Regions from separate parts of the Homo sapiens genome. Here region 2 is linked to region 1. Evidence: chromatin contacts called from ENCODE Hi-C or POLR2A ChIA-PET data. All regions are on one chromosome and are shown on one strand. Each heading gives the region's core, a stretch centred on a gene start or an enhancer-like site at or near the end of the contact. The rest is flanking DNA. Distances are from core to core; before and after follow the strand shown. Region 1 overlaps LINC00423 (long intergenic non-protein coding RNA 423). Region 2 has its middle 47 kb from the start of KL.

What was found. Hi-C counts contacts between places; a loop is a spot of excess contacts on that map. ChIA-PET counts read pairs that join two places held with the same protein, here RNA polymerase II (POLR2A).
Region 2: a map of endothelial cell of hepatic sinusoid shows a loop between it and region 1 (5-fold over the local background). The contact joins two enhancer-like sites. A Hi-C loop is called at or near these places in 1 of 168 maps with a recorded cell type or tissue (endothelial cell of hepatic sinusoid). POLR2A ChIA-PET finds 5 or more read pairs at or near these places in 2 of 52 experiments (Panc1 and endothelial cell of umbilical vein).

The regions. Positions count from the first base shown.
Region 1 is chr13:32,879,332-32,883,182 of GRCh38, reverse strand. All of the region lies in intron 3 of LINC00423 (long intergenic non-protein coding RNA 423), which reads left to right. Among named protein-coding and RNA genes, the nearest start is that of LINC00423, 30 kb to the left of the region's middle. Within about 2 kb of position 2,047, at least 4 of the 41 ENCODE cell types and tissues checked have a DNase peak (open chromatin) inside an H3K27ac peak, as active enhancers do.
Region 2 is chr13:32,967,800-32,971,650 of GRCh38, reverse strand. No RefSeq gene overlaps it. Among named protein-coding and RNA genes, the nearest start is that of KL, 47 kb to the left of the region's middle. Within about 2 kb of position 1,777, at least 6 of the 41 ENCODE cell types and tissues checked have a DNase peak (open chromatin) inside an H3K27ac peak, as active enhancers do.

The sequences.
Region 1 (3,851 bases), core at 798-3,297:
GTTCAGTTAGACCAAAGGTACACTATTCAAATCATAGTAGAAGAGGCAGATACTCTATTAAAGACCTAATGGACAAAAATATCCTTTATAACTTTTGGAAGAATGAAATAGAAAAATATAAACCAACATATGGAATATAATAAAGAAAACATGGAAAGACTCCTCCCAAACATTACCCAGTATGAATGCTGCCAGAGAAAATCATTCCTAGAATTTTCATATGTATCCCAAATCATATAATTTCCAGCAAGTCCTTCTCTTCACTTCTCCAGGATAAACTTAGTGGACTCCAACTTACTGTCATCATTTCCAGTGTTCTTTATTGCTTCCAAAATCCTAGCCAGAGGTTTTATTCACTGTGGATGCCCTCTACCAAGTCTGAGAGCTAAGAAGGGCATTGAGAAGAGGTGTGGAGCAGAAGATTTAAAGATATAGTCATTATATATAAGCTATTTATTTCAAAGGGGCTTAAACATTTGATGGATAGGTGGATGGATGGGTGGGTGGGTCAGTGTGTTTCAAGTTTTTTGAGAGGTCCTATAGCATCCCGGTTAAGAGTACAGTTTCTCAAGTCAGAATGCCTGATCTTAAATCCCAGCTCCATAATTTTTTGGTTATGTGATTTTGGGTGGGGTACTTAATCTCTACATATCTCAGTTTCTTTTTTTTTTTTTTTTTTTTTTTTTTTTTGAGACGGAGTCTCACTCTGTCACCAGGCTGGAGTTCAGTGGCGCAATCTCAGCTCACTGCAACCTCTGCCTCCTGGGTTCAAGCGATCCTCATGCCTCAGCCTCCCAAGTAGCTGGAATTACAGGCACACACCACCACACTCAGCTAATTTTTGTATTTTTAGCAGAGACAGGGTTTCACCATGTTGGCCAGGATGGTCTTGAACTCCTGACCTCATGATCTGCCCGCCTTAGCCTCCCAAAGTGCTGGGATTACAGGCGTGAGCCACCGTGCCCAGCCTATCTCAGTTTCTTCATCTGTAAAATAGGTGTGATGGGGAACTTAACTCAAACTGTTTTGAAGATTAAATGTGTTAATGCACATACAGCCCACAGAAAGTTCTCTGGCATACAGCAAAGATGTCATTAAACCTTCGCTACTACTATCCAGTGGTCACTCCTCTGGCAAACACAGTTATCTGGAAAAGTGCCAAAGTAAACCTTTCAACAAAACCTGGGCACCACGTCTTGGCTGCTTAAGTCATAGACAAGCTTCATCTTGTTTTACAATAAATTCTAACAAGTATATCTGCTCTCCCTGTATAGAAAATTAAAGTAACAGGTAATTGTCTTCCTCCAGATGCCAGCCCCAGAAGCAGCTCCATAATTACTCATGCAAACTATTTTTGTGGAACACCTGCTGTCTCCATAGCACAGTGAGAAGACCAGATATTTTCCGTACTCCAGGAGGTCACAATCTGGTAGAGAAAACAAGTTATACACAAATGCGTAGGTGACACCACAAGAGTTAAAGAAGCAAGTGCAAGAGCAGATTGGGTGTGTTCCATGTTAACCAAGCAACACAGAGGAACAAGTGTTGCTTCTTGGTGTAGGGAGGCCCATGGGCCATGGTAGACAGGAAGCTAGAGCTGCCAATATACAGACAGGAGGAACCTCCACTCACACTCCAAGATGAATACCACTAGGCTGCCAAAAAATTAAAATGATGATTTTTGGAGGAAGACATGCATACACAAACCTGTGTGTGGAAACCAGACATAAACCCACAGACCATCAGTCAGTATCACAGACAAGGCTGCATGAGTCACCATAGGGTTCCTTTATGGCTGTGTCTCCTTAACTGGGGGCACTGGGCCTCCAAGAGCACCAGGATTTCTTCCAACTTTCCAAGCTGTGAGGCCCCACCTCTGCAACTGTCAGCTTCCCCTGCCCTGCCGTGGCTCTTCCTAAGACTGCAGAAGCCTATCATGAATGCACATTTCCTAAACTGTAGACTCATTCCTTTAATAACTCTTAATGTCAATTTAGCCAGCACAGCCTGTGCAGCAATTTATGACTGAGTAGGAGGCAGAACAAAGTTGGGCTAAGCAGGATGAGTAAGCTTTCCCAAGCCTCCCTTCTATTAGCTGGGTTGGCAAGGGACTTGGTGAAGGCTTTAAAACTCGTATTGAAAATGACTGCTTTTTCCAGGCTGTCCGCGCATGGTTCAGCCATTTTGTAATGATTAGCAGGTCTGTCTCACCTGCAAAAAGTTTGCAATGGTCACTTTCCTACTGGGGTGGTTGGCAAGAGCTGCCCAGAGCTGGTCCCCATGGGGACACTCATGGAAGTGGCCCTGCCATCCTCAAAATCCCAGCGTCTTTTCTAAGAGGCATCAGAAAACAGTCTTGCACTTAGAGTCAGAAAGACCATTGGTCATCAGCCTGGACCCAGGGTCTCTGACATGAGGCTATGCTTAAAAGCTGACTCTTAGTTGCCTGAATATGCTGGAGAAGGGCCCAGGCCTATGGCTCTGGGTTGGTCAGCATCCATGGTCTAGTCTGTCCAGGAAAGCTACAGGACTTTCCACCTCCCTCCCTCACTGCAGGGGAAATGGTCCATTTTTAAGACATTTACCTGAGATGATCCCTTGAACATACTCCTGGTCTCTTAAAACTTGGCCCGAAAATCACTGAAAAAAATTATAGAAATGAAGGAAATCTGTGTGGAGTGGAGGGGAAGCTGGAAGCGAAGCACTGCCATTTCTAAGTAATTTGGGTTGGAAAGAGAGGAAGACATTGGAGGACACTGTTTCTGGAAAACCACTCAAATGGGCCATTTGGGTATGTAAATATCAAGCCAGGACCATAATTGGAGAAGAGGCTTTTGAGACACAGCTGTGGTTCTTGAGACTGAAATGCTCTTTGTGCTCACAAAAAAATATTATCTGCATGTAAAGTACACTTTCTACTCTATACATTGAGTTGCCTTTGGGGAAATTTTACTTCATTTTATATTTTAAGAATGGTTTGAGTCATTTTTATGCAGGAAAATTGCTGTTTGTTCTTGGGTTGATATGCATGCTTTTGTTTAATCGGTGGCTGTCAGAGAATTGGGGATGAGGCTCAGAAGCTAAAGGAGATGCTCTTGAGAAATGAAATGAAAACTCAAACACCAACCATGTAGCTTCAGAAGTCTGGAAGGGGCCACGCTCTGCGGTTTTGGTTGGACTATTCCTGCACCCCAGGAATGGCAGCTCTGAGAGCTTCAGAGACAGGCTTCTGGTGAGGACATGGGTATTCTCACCAGGGACATCATCACGATGGCTGACAGGGACACTCGACAGCTTCCTGGACTGTGTCATGAACCAAAGGAGCCAGAGCCTTGAGAGACAATCCCTTTGGCAAAGTCATTGGCATTATCACCAAGAACATATTGGCCAATTCCAGCGCTGTGGATGTTGACTAGAACGGGAGCCAGAAAGGGAGAGAAAGAACCCAAATTCTGGAATGCCAACTTGGAATCAATCACTCAGAAATAATTGGTATCATCTTTGAGGGATGTTAAGAACTTGTGGGCAAGATGATGGCCTAAGGTTATCATTTGTATTCCCAACCTGGTGAAACTTATGCCAGCTCTGTTGTCTTTGAAAAGGCATATCTATTCCCAGTTCTACTACTAATTGCATATGGCTTTTGTTAAACTGCCTTAGATATTTGAGTTCTGTTTTTCAGTTAGCCCCGGGTGATATTTTTCCACTTGTTCTGGAGCCTGAAGGTAACAGGGACTAGATTGCCTTCAGTGAAGGAAAAGGAACTGTAGGGGTCTATTGCCAGGAAACATAATTCAAAAGATGACGTATGATAAAACAGAATGGGACATATGAGTAAGAAACCCATGCAA
Region 2 (3,851 bases), core at 528-3,027, 89 kb before region 1:
TGTGTGTACCTTTATTATAACTTCAAGTTATAATAAAGACACCATTCTTGTCATCCTCAGGTTGGCCCAACCTGTAGGGACTGAGCCTGGCCCACTGCCCTGACTCATACAGGCCAATGATTTGGGACTCCTGATGGGTCCTCCTGAGCAGCCAAATCTTCTATCACCTTGAACACATTTGGTGGAGTAAAATATTGCCCAAGTTTTATGATCACAGTGTGTGCAGAATGAAAATGATAGAAAGAAAGAGAAAGGAGGGAGGGAGGAAGGAAAGAGGGGAGTCACAAAGTGGCTGAGGCCAAAAAGAGAAACCTAAGCAGAAGTAGGTAGACCAGAAGTTCAAAAAGTGTGACTGCAGGAAAGGTGAAGAATTACTGCCGCCAGAAGATGCTGGAAGCTTTTGTCCTTCTCCACCACCTCATCCTACTGAAGTTCACAATCACAGGGTCACTAGCAATCTTTTCCTAGCAACGGTTTCCTACTGGCCATGAAGTCATTCATCAGACACCTGTTAAATACCTTCTAGGCCCAGGTGTGGTGTCAAGTAGTTTGATCCTTATTCCTTAATCCCCACAACAGCCCTACGGGGTAGGCGGGAACCATGTAGCCCTGTGCTTCACACAGAGGAAATACTTGACAAATAATTGTTGGAACACTGTATGTTCTCACTTATAAGTGGGAGCCAAGCTCTGGGTATGCAAAGGCATACAGGTTAGTATAGTGGACATTGGAGACTCAGAGCAGGGAGGGATAAAAAGCTACATATCGGGTACAATATACACTACTCCTGTGATGGGTACACTAAACTTTCAGACTTTCACTACTATACAGTTCATCCATGTAATTAAAAACCACTTGTACCCCTAAAGCTACTGAAATAAAAAAAAGTATTAAACAAATGTTTGTTGAATAAGTAGTTTCAATCAAATAGAAAACATGCTGTGATAGGGTACACTGGGGATTCCATGGGAGCTACTAAGAGGAGTATCGGAGCACTCCTTTCGGAGGGCACAAATTATTTTACCTCTCTTTTCCCAGTGTCTCGCACAGAGGGCAGCAGCCAGTGTTTGTTGAATGAATGAGTGAGTGTTTGGATAAATTAAAACTAAGAAAAGCTACCCATAGATAGGCAAATCAGATTCTGTTTCAAATCTTTATTTGGGAGTTTATAATTACAAAAATTCTTTCTTTAAGGCAGATTTCAACTCTGATTATATTGCCATTGCTGTGCCTGAATAAAACATCACAAATCCGTTCTTCTTAAAAACAAATTTGAACCTAATCTGTTAAACAGAACCAGCTTTCAGCAGATTTTTTGTCTTCTCCCCTGCTGCTCTATATCCTGTGTCCACAAACAATGGATGAAAAGGGAAAAAACTCAGTTTAAAATATTTTCCTTGCACAGAAGAAAAAAAGCCAAAAAGGAAGCTTAATGTTTTTTGCCCGACTCATTCTGGGGACAGTTGATGGAATTGGCTATTTTTGCATTTATATACTCACAGCCTTATGTTTCTTGATAGTTTTTATCTCCCTCCCATCAGAATCATCACAAAGTTCTTTACCAATTATACAGCAAAGAAATTATATCATTATATAATGCCACAGATTGTGACAATTCAATGTTAAATAGCAGCCTAACATACTGAAAAGTATAACAGGAAGGAAAAACATTAACAAATGAGCTCATCTAGCTTATTATAGGAAGCAGGGCTTCAAAGTTCCCATTCTGCAGCAACAGCAGCAGCAAACATCAGCTAAGAGGGATGGGTGGATCGAGCACACGCGTAGCAAACAAGAACCTTGAAAGCGGCAGGCTGTGGGCAAACTGAAGTTTCATTTTCTATGTAGCTGACTCAGTCCAGCATGGACTTAGCTTTCCCCTCAAAAGTCCTCTGAGGTCATCAGACTCTGTTAATTTTCTCCTAGTATTCCATTAAAGAATTAGAGGCAGGCAAGGAGTCAAATTTGTAGAATTCGTTATGAAACCGTTGTCTGCTGATGGTGATGGTGCGGGCCTTCCTTGCTCACTGTTCACATGGTTTCTGGCATTTGAAAGCAGGGAAATGTGCTCATCAGAGTGGAATTTTTTTATTTCCATACATGGCTGATTTGCAAGGGGAAGGGGGAACCCATTCTATTACAGAGGTATATTCTGCAAAATACATCTGATGTGTTTCGCAGACACTTTTTACTCTTTAATGTTTGGTGGTCTTTGATTCGCTACCTGAATTCCATCAGCTTCTAACACAGAGTTTGGTCTCTTCTGTGACACTGGCTGCACATGGTTGGATGAAATAGTTAAAGAGACCATATCTAGAAGGAAGATAGCCAAAGCTTCTAAGCACAGTAAGCCAGATTCCCTGCAATAAGCCAGATTTGGGGCCAGATATTTTCCATCCAAAACCATGAAGCAGGTATTCCTGCTCCATTTTATGGGAGAAAACAAAAAACAAAAAACCTCTGAGACTTAGACTAAGTCAACATTTCACAAACTATGGTTCGTAGAGTTCATGAATCCAAATCACCTGGAAAACTTGTAAAATGCAGTTCTCTGGGCCTCACCATAAAACAACTCAATCAGAATATCTAGGGTGGGGCCCTGGAATATGATTTTAGCAAGTCCAAGTGGTTCTCACGTACCAAGGTCTTATTGGATGAGCAGTGTACCCAGGGTCACCCTGCTAGGAAAGGGTGGAGACAGGATTCCCACTTAGGTCCGTGGACTCCAAAGCCTGTATTTTTGCTGTTTCTGAGCTCCCTTCTAACATTCTAACATGTTATGAATATAACCAACTTAAAATATCATAGTAATAATAACAATAGTTTTTTATTGAATACTTAGTGTGGCAGGCCAAAGAATACTTAACACACACTATCCCAGTGATCCTCTCAACACCCTACTGGGGTCAGAATTATTACTGTATTATTATCTATTTTGCATATGTGGAAACTTAAGTTGGAGAAGTTATTTTAATCCTTAACCATCTGTAGCAAAGGTAGTGTTAAGAATTACTTTCAGGAGGCTGTTCGATTTAGTCAAAACAAAGGATTTCTATGCAAATGAAGCTTTAAGATAAATGCCTTTGTTCTCCCTCCCACATAGACAGCCCCTCCTAAACCCATCCAGTGTGGAAATTCTGGAGACTGCACTGGTCTTACTGGAAAGCCTAAGTTCTTAACCATTATTCAGTCCTGCTTCACACATTGAACACCCATTTCTTTTTAGCATAATTATTTCATTTCATTTCAATTCCATCAAATGCTTGTGGAGCATCCAATTTATAATAGGCATGTGCTGAGCCTGTAGGAGATGGGAAGGCCAATTAGACAGAACTTTGCGCTCCTAAACCTCACCACCTAAGGAGATAGGGAAATAGAGACCATAAGTAGTGTAATCAAGATCACAAAACACAAGAAAAGAACAAAGAGGGAATGGCTCATTGTAACTAGGAGAACAGGAGCTCACACGCCTAGCCACTACATCTACCTGTCAACAAATGACCATGAGATCAATGGAGGAAGGAAAAAGGAGAAAAATGTACTTTCTGAATAACAACCTGCAGATTGGGGAAACGTAGCTTCCAGGGAAATAAAAAACACGTCTCCAAAGAGAAGAAAACAGTGGCATTTAAGCCTTCCAGGGTCTGCCTTACATGCATATTTATCAGGTTTGGGAAATGCCTATGAATATTTATGGAGAAAGTAAAGCATGCACAGTGAGTTCACATATATGTATCATATATTTCATGTTCACTTTGGGTCAGGCTTTTAACATTAAAATGAGGAGGAATTCTGCTCATTTATGTCAGAAGGTGAACTACAGCATGCAGAGACCCTTTGTGTGCAGTCTG